Regions from separate parts of the Homo sapiens genome. Here region 2 is linked to region 1. The links are chromatin loops, found by intact Hi-C in ENCODE. Cell type or tissue: ascending aorta. All regions are shown on one strand.

The links. A loop is a pair of places that touch in the nucleus more often than their neighbours do. Peaks named below come from ENCODE experiments on the same cell type or tissue, not always from the same donor. Only the 100,000 strongest peaks of a DNase experiment are listed, where the experiment ranks them.
Region 2: a loop joins it to region 1, with 7 times the contacts of the local background. A loop is called at or near these places in 2 of 110 quality-filtered maps.

The regions. Positions count from the first base shown.
Region 1 is chr5:170,263,924-170,271,923 of GRCh38, forward strand. It overlaps LCP2 (lymphocyte cytosolic protein 2), which reads right to left. Exons shown (of 21, transcript NM_005565.5): 7 at 6,796-6,994; 8 at 4,462-4,559; 9 at 3,086-3,152; 10 at 2,885-2,968. Among named protein-coding and RNA genes, the nearest start is that of LCP2, 30 kb to the right of the region's middle. In ascending aorta, a CTCF peak has its summit at 4,129 (motif pointing right); DNase peaks (open chromatin) are centred at 1,858, 4,138 and 5,913; H3K4me3 peaks cover 851 bases; H3K27ac peaks cover 1,473 bases.
Region 2 is chr5:170,385,347-170,393,346 of GRCh38, forward strand. It overlaps KCNMB1 (potassium calcium-activated channel subfamily M regulatory beta subunit 1), which reads right to left and starts at 4,021. Exons shown (of 4, transcript NM_004137.4): 1 at 3,913-4,021; 2 at 1-125. The coding sequence starts at 101. KCNIP1-OT1 (KCNIP1 overlapping transcript 1) reads left to right here and starts at 4,147. Exons shown (of 3, transcript NR_109899.1): 1 at 4,147-4,257. It also overlaps a transcript of KCNIP1 not described here. RefSeq lists enhancers at 2,136-2,636, 2,637-3,137, 5,062-5,562, 5,563-6,063, 6,316-6,816 and 1 more. In ascending aorta, no CTCF peak of the experiment used is centred here; DNase peaks (open chromatin) are centred at 3,707, 4,015 and 4,365; H3K4me3 peaks cover 5,588 bases; H3K27ac peaks cover 6,227 bases.

The sequences.
Region 1 (8,000 bases):
ATTGGGAATTTTATCACCTCCAAGGAAAACAGAGTCGAGAAGCCAGAGGGAAAAGCACTCAGGACACATAACATTGCTCCAGAAATGTGATTCTATGTGAGGTTGGCTGTTGTAACCTGAAACCAGTTTCATCTAGTAGTTGCTGAAATAATCTGCTGCAACTCGAAGATTAATTTTGCCCTCTGCCATTGCTCACCAATCAAAACTTGCCAGCCCCCAGAACCGATGAACTTTCTCAAGGAGCGATATTGTAACACTTCTCCTTTTTATAAAACCTCCAATCTTCTTTTTGTTCTTCAGACATACTGAAGACCCTGAAGACCAATTGCCCCAAATTGCAATTCTTTCTTCCTAAATAAAACAAATTTAGAGATTTTCTTCTACGTTTTTATTTTGACTTTGATATGGTCCATGTGGGCTGACAATTGTTAGTTAACTCGCCTTTCTTTCCCTTCCTTCCACACCCAGGCACAGTTAGTGCCCTATGGCGAATGGTGATATTATCTCCCTGGAGTTGTATTTTCACAACGTGATTTATTCTTTAAGGACCAAGTACATGCCAGGCCCATGATAAGAATATTGCCTCACTGTGAAGAGCTTACTGACACTGAGTGTGGTGGCTCATGCCTGCTGGGAGGCCAAGACAGGAGAATCACTTGAGGCCAGGAGTTCAAGATCAGCCTGGTGAACACAGGGAAATCCCAGTCTCTACAGTATATTTAAAAATTAGCCAGGCATGGGGACATGCACCTGTAACCTCAGCCCCTTGGGAGGCTGGAGAAGAAGGATTGCTTGACCCGAGGAGTTTGAGGCCGTAACGAGCTATGATGCTGTCACTGCACTCCAGCCTAGGTGACAGAGTGAGACCCTGACTCAAAAAAAACTAAAAATAAAAAAATAAAAATAAAAAGGAGCTTGCTGGTAATGGGGAGAGTTTTGACGGTATAAAAGATGCTTATAAAAGTTTGGTTTGGGGTGGAACCTCTACTTTAGAGGGGCACCCAGGAAACTTAAATTTATATTCTTTGGCCTGAATAAGTATTTCAAAATTTGCCTTTTTTTTTTTTTTTTTTTTTTTTTTTGAGACAGAGTCTCGCTCTGTCGCCCAGGCTGGAGTGCAGTGGCATGATCTCAGCTCACTGCAAGCTCTGCCTCCCAGGTTCACGCCATTCTCCTGCCTCAGCCTCTTGAGTAGCTGGGACTGCAGGTGCCCACCACCATGCCTGGTTAATTTTTTGTATTTTTAATAGAGACGGGGTTTCACCGTGTTAGCCAGGATGGTCTCCATCTCCTGACGTTGTGATCTGCCCGCCTCAGCCTCCCAAAGTGCTGGGATTACAGGCATGAGCCACCATGCCCAGCAAAATTTGCCAATTTTTGCATATTCTCTGAGCATGTTAAAAGTCTCAGGTGGGGTGTAAACATTTTAAGAAGACAGTAATCCTTCCAAAACATCACAGAAAACGGACTAATTCAAGGGTAAAACAGAAATTGTCAGAAAAGTGTGTCATTTAAAAATGCTTTTAAATATAGAAAAAAAGAATATTTTAAAAGAATAACTTTTGTGTCAGGAGGTGATTGCGAAGGATTTGATGTCAGTGTTCCACTTTTCTGATGTCTCGGCTCGTGGTAGTGAGCAGGGTTGGAATCTGAAGTCAAATCTATCTTCATTTCCATGTAATTATACAGCTCTCTACAGCAGACAATTCCAAGCCAAACCAGCCAGCACAGCTTTGCATGACACAGCAGAGCTGTGATGTAGTTCGGGGAAAGAGCAGCGAGCAGCAGCCTCATATCCAAGAACTGAAAGTCATTTTGTTGACAGACAAAAAGGGATTGAGGCCACAGAAAGCTAAATGCCTTGCTCAGAGCATAGCCAAGAAAGGGGTGGGGGCAGCTGGGATTCTGGGCTCCTTTCCGTTCAGTTGCAGAGTTCCTTCCTCAGACTCATGTAGTTCACAGCAAGTTAAAACCCAGGGTCCTCAACTGCAGCCTGATATGGTGGAAAAGAGCCCCCACTTAGAAGTCAGAAAGACAAGTGTTCGAATTTAGGCAAATTTAGGCAAATTATTCAACTTCTTTGACCCTTAATTTTATCATCTGAGAAGTGAGGTTAAAAATGCACCTCCTTTGTTGAGTTGCTGTGAGGATTAGAGATACTGTAGGTGTATTTGTGGTAGGTAGAGCACTTGCCCCATAGCAGTTGCTCAATAAATGGTAGCTAAGAATTGAATTGAAAATAGCTGCACGTGAAGGTAACTGCAATCCAAGAATATTCTGCGTAAATTGTGAAGAAAAAGCACTGTGGTATACCCAATGTTTGGTCAATTGCATACCTAAAACAAAAACATCCCTGACATTTGAATAGCACCTTAGGGATTTATAAAGCATTTTCTATGTACAGAACATCCACCTTACAGATTAGGAGACTGAGCTCTGAAAAACTAACATCCCTGTGGTCTGTGAGCTATTAAGTAGCAGGCAAGGCAGCAGACAACAGCTCCCCCAACCCTTTTGTCTCAATTCAGGTCCTCTCTCTGTACCCTAAAGCCTCTTGGCTGAAGGACAATGGGATTTGTATACACAGATCATCCACATCACATAGAGAAGCAGCACAGCCCCCAGAAGCTGCAAGCAGGAGCTTTCTAATGAGGCTGATATGGGCTTTGGTCGCTACTCCCAACACTTGGTAGCTGTGTGATCTTGGGAAGGTACCTCTTTGTGTCTCCGTTTCCTTATCTGTAAAATGAGGATGATTCTACTAGTCTCCACTTCCTAGTATTGTGGCCATAGTTAAATGAGATGGTACATGTGAAACGTATGCAGGAAGCACTTTATAACAGCTTATCATTATTACTATGCATTAAATGTGAATCATACCCACCTAGTGTGAAGGGTTCTCTATCAAACGGAGCTAATGAACGATCTAGGGGAGGTTTCGTGCTTCTGTCTATTGAAGGAGCAGGGACTGGAAGGGGAAAAGGCTGACATCAATTAAAAGAAGAAAGCAGTCGGCTGGGGGTTGGGCGGGGCTAGGGGAGTGCCTGGTGGGAACAGGGCAAGAGAGAGCAGCCCTTGTACTCACGCTTTGCCGTTTTGTGGTTTCTGCTTCTGCTGGGTTCTTCGTGGTTGGTCTGGGGTGGGGGCAGTGGCTGCATAAAGATCCAAACGTTAGGAAGCACTTCCAATACATCAGCAAGAGCCGGCACTCCCAAAACCTGTCTGGATCTGCTCACTTTTCCTCATCTTCATGTTCTGCCTACAAACATCCATGTCCATTTCTTCACTGAACTACCGCAGTAGCCTCCTATCTGAGCTCCCTGTTCTAGACTCTGCCACGCAAGCTCTTTTCTGCAGGCAGCAGAGTGAGCATGTCACTTTCCTGCTAAGCCTCCTATCACATTAGAAACAAAATTGAAACTCGTTAATGTCCTGCGAGGCCCTGCCTGAGCTGGCCCATGTCTGCCCTCTCAACTCTTTCCTGTGATCCCTTCTCAGTACTCATGGGGTCCCTACCATAGAATCTTCTTGCAGTTCCTGGAAAATCTCAAGGTTATGCCCTCTTTGGCATCCCTACACTTGTTTCCTTCTGCCTAGAACGTTCTTCTCCCGGCTCTTCCCACAACTGGCTCATTCTGTCCCAGGTCCTTGTCACCTCCCCCCCCCATACCGTCATGTTACCTGGTCTTCCGTCCCCCGAACCACACATAACTACTCAAATGATCTCTTTCAGACATCTGTCTACCGTCTGATAACTAGCCCTAGTTGAGTTTTATGAAAGCAGGGACCTTATTTATCTTGTTCACACTTTATCCCCAACGCCTAGAACTCTGCTTGGCACATAGTAGCTGCTCAGACAATATTTGCTGATTAAATAAGTGAATCCTGCATCTCAAAAGAAGGTCTTCAAATCTCAAAAGCAATATACATCTGTAGATAAACTTGTGAAGGGAACACATTCCTAACTATCAAGTCCTTAGTCTGAGCTTCTCAGGGTCACTCTGGGAACTTATCAGATTCACAAGGACCGGGCTGTATGCTCGAAGAAGGAGAAAACGGGGTTTGCTACCTCTGTCTCCTCCGGTCTGAAGGCTCCTGTCCTTGGAATTTCAGGTGTCGGCCAGAAGGTGGCGCAAGTCTTTTTGCAGGAGAGAGGAAGGCTCGGTACCCAGGCAACACCAGTAGGTGCCACGGACTTAATTCGGTTCTCTTTGGGTTTATTTTACAGTTTTCACTTCTCTCAAATAGTGGGAAGTAAATAAAAACCACCAGTATTTTACCCCAAAAAAGAAACACGTGTGAATGCTTGGGTTTGCCTTTCCCCAGCCGAGGGAAAAGATTATAATCTTTTCTTACAAAATTAGAATGAGATAAAGATGTTTATAGTTTTATTTTTCTCTCTGGCGGAGGAAATAACTGCAGTGGACACCAAGTACTGTAAAAGAACGGGAGGAGGCCTACCGAGTGATTCCGGCCGGCTGGTGGGGGCGGGAGGGCGGCCATCGGTCTCTGGGGGGGCACAGGAGGCTGCTGGGGGGTTTTCCCAGAGGGGGGCCGGTCTGTGGAAACACAAGGTTATTAAAGTGAAAGGGGAGTATCGGCCAAGCTCAGGGGTCTCCAGGAACAGATATGCAGCTCGGGGCACCGGGGGTGCATGATCCTTGACCCCCAGGCCCACATGAGCCCCAGCCACGGGGAGACCCAGCCTGGATCTCACCCACCCCTCCCTGCCCATTTTTTCTGTCCTAGTTTGTGTCACTCTCCTTATACACAGGCTCAGCTTTCTTTGCATTTCACAGGAATAGGTATTTATCAGAGATTTTGCCAATCAAGAAAGGCCTCTTTGTAACCAGCTCAGCCAGAACTGGAAGGGAGGATTTTCAGACAATTTTGTAAGAAGTAAACATACGCATACCTCTGTATGCAGACACACAGATATACACATGTGCACACATGCATGCACACACATGCATATATATGCACACACCTGCATACACAGAGACACGAGTGCACACAGACACACACACATGCCAAAAATCTCACAGGCACACCCAGCTGCCTGTGCAGGGTGAAGTCAGCTCTCACTGCCATAGGGATCTTGTTCTGTCTGCCCTTCCTTCCCCTCTCCAGTGTCCTGGGCTATCTCCTCCCTGACACTTCCTCATTTTGCTCATCTCTTCCCATAAAGGGAGGAGCTGATCACCAACTTCTGTTACCAGACCACAGACTCTTAAGTGGAAGCTAGATTTGCCTCGAGCAGAAACTCACATTATCTGGGCAGAAACTCACATTATCCACATCTCCACGGAAGTGTCCCTAGGCCAGGTTGACAGGCTGGCAATTTCCTACCCCTTTGACAGGGAAAGGCCAGGACAAGACCATCAAGCAAGAGGGGTGAGTGGGTAGGGCCTCCTTACGCTTTGTGCCCTGGGTGCCTCTCTTGCCCGACTCTAGTCCCAGCCTTGGGGAGGTGCAGCTCTTCCACAGGGAAAAGGGTAGGAGCAAGGCCCAGCCTGATCTAATTCCACCCTGCTCCACCCGCACTGGCCATCTCTCAGCTTCTCTAATAGGCCATGCTCCTTTGAGCCTCAGGGCCTTTGCACAGCCATTTCTACTGCTCCAAATGTTCTTCCCTTACCACATCCATTTCCACTTGGCCAACTTGTATTTATCCTTTAACCTTGGTTTAATATCACAGCTTAAAGATACACCCTCAGGCAAACGCTCCAGCCTCATCTGTGCTTGTCTTCGTGCCTCTGTATCACGGTTTCACCAAGTAACCTCATGGCTCATTTGTTGGAGGGTGCGTCACCTGCCAGACTGTCAGTCCCTTGGCGAGGGCTGTCTTATTCACTCTGTATCTTAATGACTGGCACACACAAGGCACTCAACAACTGACTCATCCATTGCTTTTCCGGACCTCCACTTCCCTGTATATGAAACAGACTTGATCATGGTTGTCCTTATTACACAGATGTTTAAAAACCACCATGAGATATTGAGACAGCATTTTGTGAAAGGGCTTTAAAATGGAAATGGGTTATACCGCATAAAGGATTAAATGGTATTCGTTTTTTGTGGTACTGACCTTCAATTTTCAGCGTACTCTCTGAAAGTATATTATTTAAGAATATATTTGTTTATTTTCTGTCAACACCACTACTAGAATGTAAGCCCCAGGAGGCAGGGGCTATTTCTTCTTTCCTGATCATTTCTAAGCACTGAGAATGGGGCCTGGGCTCCCAGCAGATCAACAATGTTTGTTGAATGAATGGAGAGAGAAGTGGGCTAAAAGGACAGATAGACAATAAAAATCGTAAACACCATCTAATATTTTTTAAAGTTATAGTCAAACCCTACTCAATATCTTCATGTTTATTCTAGCATAATAATGCCATGTAACTATAATTTGGTCAAAAGATGGGGAGGAACAGGAAAGTACTCTTGGAGTACCTGAGTAAACTGCAGAATGAGTTGAAACTGCCAAATAGCCTTAGGTGGTAGTTCAATGCTGATATCAGCCACCATAGGCAAGAATTGGTTGCAGTCTTAGTAGTCCTCACAGGAAACCTATGTGGTCTGTACATTTATTATCCTATTTCACAGATGAGGAAATTGAGGCCCAGAGAGACAGAGTTACTTGTACAAAGCCACATAGCTGTTAAGAAGCCGAGCAGATATCGAGACCCAGAGCTTTCTGCTACATGGGCAAGCTGGGGCATCAGCCTTCCATGCAGCAGTGGCGAGCTTGCCTTTGGGCTGCTCGGGCCAGAAAATCCGGAAACGGGCCCTTACCGATGTACATGGAGTTGGAGTTGGGGAAAGGCTTGGCAGGCAGGATGGAGTTCTGCAGAGCTTCCTCGTCATTGGAGGGTGGCGGCTCATAATCCGCGTCATCTTCCACGGGTGCCTCTTCCTCCTCATTGGGGGACTCATAGTCTCCATCATCCTCCCCATCCTGGTCATCATTGGGACTTTCATAATCGTCTTCTTCCTGCCCACACAGTGATAGGGACAGTGCAGTTTGTAGAGGCTCTGTGGCCCTCGATGTGCCTGTGCCTACTCTCTCCCTGCCAAGCCTCACAACAGTATAACCCGGGACCAGGCAGCCTGAAGATGGTTACTCCCATTTTACAGATGAGGAATCTGAGGTCAGGGAGCACTGTACCACAGGGGCAGCAAGTCATGGACTTGAGACCTTGGTGAAGGTCTTCGGACCACCTTTTTACACAACACCTTTCTGCACAACAGAGAGAGAAGAAAGGGGAAGGATGCTGGAATAGAAGGTACCGGAATAGGCTCTGTCTTGAGTAAACACATTTTTTGCTCCAGGCATCACCATGAGAAAGACTAAAGGCCTGGAGCATTTGTGATGATACTAGTTAATTGCCATTTCTGTTCAAGGGTGCCTGTGCTCAAAAAATGTCCTCTCATTATAACCTGGTGCAGCGTTGAAGGCCCGGCTAAGGGGAAAAACAGATAAACAAAGCCTGTTAAGTGGAAGGCAGATTAAGTTGTGTCGAGGAGGGGACCGTCAGAGGCTGTGCTGTTCTTTTTGCTGAAAGTTGAGTGTATCAACACATCCATTATTCATGAAATCTGACACTGAGTTTGAAGCTGTTCTCTTGGAAAGAATCTCTAAATTTTAGATTTTTTATTGTATTTTATTTTTGCTTCTTCTTGGATCTCAGGGAAAGTAAGCCCGAGGTGCTGGATGCTTGCCTTTGAAGCAGTCCATGAAGGTGAATGAGCATCAGAATGACCTCCCAAGCAAAGGCGGCACCATCAGCAGCAGTGATGAGCGCTCATCATGGTCATGCCAAAGTCCAGGGGGTGAGTCAATGAGCCCAGACCTCAACACTCAAGGGCAGTGTGGGAAAAAGCAATGGGAAGTGGCCACTTTTTGAGGAAAGAAATGTTCCAGTGTCCTAGAAATCCTGACAGCTTTGGGTGGCCTCAGGCAGACTGTCTTTACGTTGTTCTGTTGAGAGAGTCCTGTG
Region 2 (8,000 bases), 120 kb after region 1:
AGGATGTAGTAGGTGATGACGGCACACACCACCATGGTTACACCCAGGCAAAGGGCTCGTGTCTCTCCCCGCTTCTGGGCCATCACCAGCTTCTTCACCATATTCACTGGGGGCAGTGATCATTTCTAGGTCCACAGAAGCAAACAGAAGTGAGATCAGCCCAGTTCACAGGTGATCCACAGAAAGAGAGGACAGGTGAGAGGGGAAGGTACTCAACTATTAATATCACTCTTGTTTATATTTGGAGCTTTGCAACTTCCAGAAGTCTTGCTTTTTGGACCCCATGTAAGCCTTCCCTGTGCAATTGAGAGGCAATTGCAGATAAAAGACCTACGGCTCAGAGAGGTAAAGTGACTTGCCCTAGGTCACACAGTATGTAATAGGCTCAGTAATGGCCCCCCAAGATGTCTATGTTCTAGTCTCTGGAAGCTATCAATGTTACTTTATGTGGCAATGACTTTGCAGAAATGATTAAGATAAAGGCTCTTGAAGGCCAGGTGCGGTGGCTCATGCCTGAAATCCCAGCACTTTCGGAGACCGAGGTGGGCGGATCATGAGGTCAGGAGATCAAGACCATCCTGGCTAACATGGTGAAACCCCATCTCTACTAAAAAAAAAAAATACAAAAAATTAGCCGGGTGTGGTCGTGGGAGCCAGTAGTCCCAGCTACAGGGGAGGCTGAGGCAGGAGAATGGCATGAACCCAGGAGGCGGAGCTTGCAGTGAGCAGAGATGCGCCACTGCACTCCAGCCTGGGCAACAAAGCAAGACTCCGTCAAAAAAAAAAACAAAAAACAAAAAAAGATAAAGGCTCTTGAAATGGGGAGACAATATTGGATTATCCATGTAGCTCCTAAATGTAATCCCAAGGGTCCTAATAAGAGGGAAGTGAAGGGAGATTAAACAGATGAGAAAGCTAAGGTGATATGACCAGGGAGACAGCAATTAGAGTGATGTGACCACAGGCCAAGGAGTGCGTCAGAAGCTGGCGGGGGCAAGGAACAATGGCTCATCCCCCACGGCCACTGCAGGGAGTGCAGCCTGCAGACACCTTGGTGATTTTGGACTTCTGGTGAAATTTCTGTCGTTTGAGGCCGTCAGGTTTATGATCATTTGCTACAACAGTCATAGGTCCCATGCGGTGAGCGAGCAGTACATGTGCATCATCCATGCACCTCCTTCCACGGCACTTATCTCACAGGGATACTTGGAGTATTTCTGCCCAGAAACAGTTCTGTGGCAGGGCTAGCTGGGCCGGGCACAGGCAGGGAAAGGAGAGGAGGGCCCCAGAAGGCAGCTGCAGGTTGTCAGGAGAGGCAGGAGGTTTACCATATTCCGGTGTTTTTTTTTTTTGTAAGGAACATTCCCCTACTTCAAGCAAAGAAAGAAGAAAGAAGGCATCATGGTGGCCTCAGCGACTGCTTTCTTATTTCAGGGCTTGAAGCCACCTGGGACAAAGCAGAATGGGCACATTCTGCTGGTGGTTGCTTTCCTTCTCTCCTCTTTCTTTAGGCAGCAACTCCTTGTTTTTCCCCTGGACATTGACTCCACCCCAATGCAAGCAAAGATTCCACCCTCCCCTGCTAGGCTCCTGATCGCTCCCCCAGGAGTGTGAGTCTTGACAAAGACTTCAAGAAACAGCCCCTCAATCTATGCCGCCTGGAGCCACAGAGATGCCCAGCCATGGTCCCCGCGTGATTTCCCATGGTTCCGCAAGCTGTCCTAGAGCCTCTGGTAAATTTATTTGCTGTTGTTTTTATTTGTTTAAAGTAACCAGAGTCCATTTCTACCAAAAATACCAGGAAGCTATCAATGTAATCCTCCATTTTAGGGGAAATTTTAGGGGAATTTAGGGGAAATTTTAGCCAGATATCAGGGGGACTTTATTCTCCTTGCCAGGTCCCTAAAGTAATAAACATATTATGGTTTTTGTTTGTTTAATTAGCCAGTGTCCGGGTGACAGGCCTTAGTCCAAAGAGATTTTCTGCAAAGTGCTCTATTTTCTGCTCAGGCGTCTCTTAACTACTAGACTGTTTCAAATATTCAGAGATTCTTGACTCCCTCCCCTTAGCCAGGCTGCCCTCATACCCGGGCATCTCCGCTAAAGGGAAGAGACCAGGGTCAGGCACCACGGATACCCATCACACCTTCCCAGTGAGCTGGTCCACCTCCCCTATCGATCGGCAGAGGTGACATCCAATGACAACTTTTTCTCCTTTATTTGGCACCAGGAGGTGAGTTTCTCCTGCATTCTAATGGAGACATTATAAAAGCACAAGCAAGCAGAAATTGCCCCCGACAAAGAGAGATGTTTTATTCAACTCTTTTTATTCAATCCTTTTCCTCCTGTTCTGTGATCTTGTGGGAATGGGAGAGCCCATGCCTTTTTCTACCTGGCGTCAGTTGAACAAGACTCTCCATGTATTCACAGGTAAAGCAACAGAATCACCTGGAGGTAAGCTAAAAGCCCCAACAGCCTGCTTCCCCAGGACCTGCAAGGGTCACTGGCACTTGGCCCCACCCCAGATACTGTGAGACATAAATCATTTGAAGCCAATGGGAAATCCCATCTTGGAAGCCTAGGGCTGAGTGCCCACAACAAAGCCATTTCTCTCCTGGGGGAACTGGATCGCACCTGTGGGGGCTTCCTGTGGCTCCTTCCTGGCTAATCAGCCCCCCCCAGCGCCCAGGGCCATGGCCTCCTCTGCTATTTGGCTTCTAGTGCCCTCTCAGGCCCCTGGGCACTCCTGAGGCTGGTGAAGGCAGGAACCTGGTTTTACCAGTTTTAGGAGCTCAGAAGGAAAGGAAAGGAGAGGCTTCCCTGTCACAGAGAAGTCTGGAAACTTGGCTTATTCAGGTCTGACCCGTCTCTAATGGTCTGATGAGATTGTTGCCTGCACTGAGTGAGTTTATAGAGTCATGATAAATCCTCCTAAGACCATGCGTGGGGTTCAGTGTAGATATGACTTCAGCAAGAAGTTAGTATTCAGCATCCAAAGGGAGAACCTTTGGCGGGAGGAAGGATGGGAACTGTCAATATCCCCCAAGGGACAGAAAGAAAAGGAAGAAGTGGGTTTCAGCTATCATAGGAGGGATTTCAGTTAGACTGTAAGAAGAACTTCCCAGTTTTGAGCATTTCTAAATATCTCTGAAGTTCCAGGATATATCTTCCCATTTAGAAAGGTCACTTGAGATCTGGGATAGATTCAGAGAAGATGGAGAAGGACAAAGGAAGGCAGGACTTTGGAGTGTCCTGGGTGACCTGATAGCTGGGTCGACATCCTTTTCCTTAGAAGGACAAGGAATAGAGTACATTGTTGAACAGTTTGGTGGGGTGTGGACAGGGCGATTCTGAGGTCCTCAGACATGGAATCAAATCCTGGCTCTGCCACTTACACTTAGCAACCACATGACTGTGAAACGAGAACCATGGTACCTGCCTCAGAGAGTTCAGCTAAAGATCAAATGCCATATTGAGTATCAGACATGTATCATAGCACCTAGCCCCAAATCAGCCCCCAGTAAATATTAGCTATTACTACTAACGAAGGAAACCCTGAAAGTTTGGAGCAGAAGTCTGGACCCCTCTTGATGAATCTATTTTTGTCCCACCTCTCTACCGGTGACAAGTGCCAGCATTGGTGTTAATCTCCAGGCTGCAGCCTTCTGGCCACTCTGAGAACTGGGACCTAGAGGGCCAGGGCGCTTACTACCAGAGTAACCTGGCCACTGTGCCACCCTCCCCACTGGCCACCAGACCACGGGCCCTCCATCCAGAAGGACAGCCCCGAGAGGAAGGGAGTCCTCCTGCCTGCCTCCCTCCCTGCCCCGTGGCAGGCTGCTTTCCCCTGTCTCCCTCCAGCCCGGTCTTCAGAGAAATCACTTCCCAAGTGCTTTCAGGCCCGGTACTCACAGTCTTCCCGGCGTCCTGTGGGTCTTGAGCAGCAGACAGTTTCTTTCTGCCTGGACCCCCGCCCCCACCCCAAAAGAGGCCACAGAGCTTCAGCAGGAAGTTTGGCCTCCCCGCCCGTCTCCAGGGAAGCAGCTTTTGGTCCCCATCTGGGGCAAGCCTCCATGCCCAAACATGGTCAAGTCTGAGCACACAGCCTGGAGACACAGACTCGGAGAGCAGGTACCCAGCCCTGAGGAAGGCAGCTGTTACCCAAGCCCTGCACCTCCATCTTCCCAGAGTCTCGTGGGAAACAGATTTCAAACAACAACAGACAGCAAGACTGAGAAACTACGAAAGATCAGCCTGGTATATTTGGAAATATTTCTTCTTCTCTCTGTCTCTGTGGGCTGGCAAAGATGCCAGAAATAGGAAATGATTCTCCTTTTGTTGGCATGAGGAAGGGTGGAGTTGGGCTGGAGGGGTTGGGCTTGTCACTAGTCCCTGGCATATCCACGCTGGAGCAGCTACAGCTCCCTGCCTTTGGCACTTACGTGCTGTGTGACCCTGAGCAAGTTATGGCACCTCTCTGGGCCTCAGTTTCCTTTTTTGTTTTTGGTTTTACTCCCAAACTTATCGTTAAATGACCTCAGTTTTCTCACTTGTGTTACTGGCATTTTTAAAACCTACTTTGCTTTAGGGTAGTGATGGGAGTTAGAGACGGTGGGGATTTATGGCAAGGGGAGAGAACTGACTTTTTAAGGACCAACTGAGCTGAAGCTGGGAGTAGTGAGAGCTCCACAACTGCTTCCAACCAGGTCCAGGGACAGTCTGCTCACCAGGGGCCCTCCCAGAGACCGCGAAAGTACAGAGATTTCTTCCTAGCAATAAGACAAGTGAATGTCAGCATTTGCAGGCAAAAAACATGCTTTTAGATCTCTGCTTCTTCATCTGTAAAGTGGAAGTAAGGATTAAAAATCAGCAACAAAGGGCAGGCACAGTGGCCCACGCCCATAATCCCAGCACTTTGGGATGCCAAGGTAGATGGATTGCTCAAGCCCAGGAGTTTGAGACCATCCTGGGCAACATGGCGAAACCCCATCTCTACTAAAAATACAAAAATTAGTCGGGCATAGTGGTGCATGCCTGTGGTCCCAGCTACTTGGGAGGCTGAGGCAGGAGAATCGCTTGAACCTGGGAGGCGGAGGTTGCAGTGAGTCAAGATTGTGCCACTGCACTCTAGCCTGAACAGAGCGAGACCCCGTCTCAAAAAAAAAAAACAAATATATATATATATATATATATTTTCAACAAAACAACAAAAACAATCCCAGATATTGGGGCTTTCCTAAGTATCAGGCGTGGTGGTAGAAGGCAGCTTATCTCCACCCTTCACTTGACCCAAGAATCAAAGAACCTGAAACTGAGACTTGGAGGCTTGAAGTCACTGGTGCAACCCTAGGGGCCAGAACTAGATTCGAAGCTGGCCCTTCCAGATGGCACAGCTTGGTCTGTCTCTGATGACCCTGGGGCTGCTCTGAGACATTAAAAATCACCTCGATCATACAGTAAGCTGCCACCTGAGGCTCTGGAGGTCACCCTGAGTTTCCCCAGCCCCCAGGGAGGTGGGTGCAGCCTGGCCTTCCCTGCTGAGCGAGCTCACCACCTTCCTCCCTCCTGCCTCCAGCAGGCGCGAAATGAAGGCAGCCACTCAGGCCTCCCTGACACACTCTCAGGCGGTGAGTGCCCTTCTCCACCCCTTTCCTAATTGAATCTTATTAACAGGAGACTACAGTGTCTGTTTAATGGGCACCATAGCACCAGAGGGTCTAAGACCAGCTTCAGACCTTGCAGGCAGATTGACAGAGGGATGTAGGATCTGGAATTCAATCTCAGAAGAGCAATTTTCCAAGGATGATCCTCTGTCCACTCAGAAGCAGGAAAAGTCCTCCTGGGGCTAATCCAGAAATGCCAGGCCCCCCTCCTGCTTCCCTGGGGGAGAGATACACAGTGCAACAGGCTGCCATTTATGAGTATAACCGAAGGGCTCCTTGCTCGTGATACTCTGAATAAGTTATTAAGGGCTACATATTATTTGGAAATCATAAACAAACTTTAGCATTCTTCCCAAGGGAAGGTGGGAACAAACAGGGAAGGGGGGCCGTGGGGTCTTCTGCTCCCCCTAAATGAGCCACAACCAAAAGGCATTGACAAGCCCTGTCCTCGAGGGTTTGTGGGTGAAAACCCAGGTCCTTTGCTGGCTGCGGGGTTGTGTGTGACAGATGGCTACAGGTGGAGGGCAAGAAAATAACAATGCTGCAACAATAAATATTGACGGTTTGCATTAGTACGGGGTGTCAGAGATCACAAAATATCTTCTCTGACTCTTCCAACAGCTTCTTAAGGTACTAGCACAATAGGCTCACAATAGACCACTGAGGTGGAGATTTTTCTACCCATTTGATAGAGGGAGTAACTGAGCCTCAGAGAGGTGAAATAAATTGCCCAAGCAAGTTACTTTGCCTCTCTAAGCTTCAGTTTGTCTGTCTCTAAAATAGAGATAATTATACCTAGCCCCTCAGTGTTTTTGAGGAATGAGAGATCACCTAAGCTACCTGACACATAGTATGGAGATTGTCCTTTCCAAAGATGGTCACACCAAATACTTCCCATTCCATGTGCCCTTTTCACAGTGTGGCATCAACACTCCACCATCAAGAGGGGCATTGATGTCTCTTCCCCTTCACCCTGGGTGGAGCTTCGTAAGGGCCTCAATAGTAGAATATGGTAGAAGGACACAGCACGATGTTCAAGGCTAAGTCATAGACGGGGGCTCGAGTTCCCCCCACACGCTCTCGGGACATGTACCTGGGAACCAGCCACCATGTTGTAGGAAGCCGAGGCCCCGTGCTCCAGCTGACAGCCTCAGCTCAGATCTCAGCCAACAGCTAGCAAATCTCACCGGGCATGGGAGAGAACAAGCCTGCAGACAGTTCCAGCCCCCAGCCTGCCAGCCTCCCAGCTGAGGCCTCAGAGAATGTGGAGCAGAGACAGCCCACCTGCTCTGTGCTCTCTCTGAATTCCAGAGCCACAAAATCCACGAGAAGAAAAAAACTAATGTTTCATGCCCCTGCGTTTTGGGGTAATTTGTTATGCAGTCATAGTAACTGGAACACACTTGCAAGTGATTTCAAAGGGGGACTGTTACAGTTGCTGGTGATAGTGGTAGGATTAAACCAGTGAGAATTAAAACACCTGAGATTGCTATATGGAGTGTTACAGGAGAGTTTAGAAATGCTTTATCTAGGTAGGGCATGGTGGCTCATGCCTGTAATCCTAGCACTTTTCGAGACCAAGGCAGGCGGTTCATTTGAGGCCAGTAGTTCGAGACCAGCCTGGCCAACATGGCGAAACCCCGTTTCTACTAAAAATACAAAAATTAGCTGGGCACGATGGCAGGTGCCTATAATCCCAGCTATTCTGGGAAGCCGAGGCATGAAAATCACTTGAATCCAGGAGGCGGAGGTCGCAGTGAGCTGAGATTGAGCCACTGTACTCCAGCCTGGGCGACAGAGTGAGACTCCATCTAAACCAAAACAAACAAACAAAAAAAGTGCTTTATCTACTCTTAGGTCACACACTATGGCACAAATGGAATAGAAGGGCAGTGATATGGGAGGGTATTTTTGTTTATGAAGCACCTACTATGTACCAGGGAATGACCACATAGATATGCAATACATACACATACACATACACATGGACATTCCTCTCCACAATCCCCCACAAAAGGCCTTGTTCTTTCTGTAAAAGCACAAGGCAAAGTGATTTTCCCAAGGTCACGCCCCTAGCGTGTGATGTGATGGAGCCTGGAGTGCACCTGTGCCCGCTGACTCCACAGCCCGTCCCTGCCCCTCTGTCACCCCATGACTCCCTTGGGAGCAGTTTTCAAGAGACCCCAGGTTTCTTCATGATGTCTGCTTCCACTGCTTTCCAGACACCCTCAGCTCAGTCTGTACCCCTCTCTGGATTATGCACCTGCTTGTTTATTTAAGTCTTTCTGAATCAATATCTCCTCTCTGCTGACACTTGGGATAATAAGTCCCATAAAT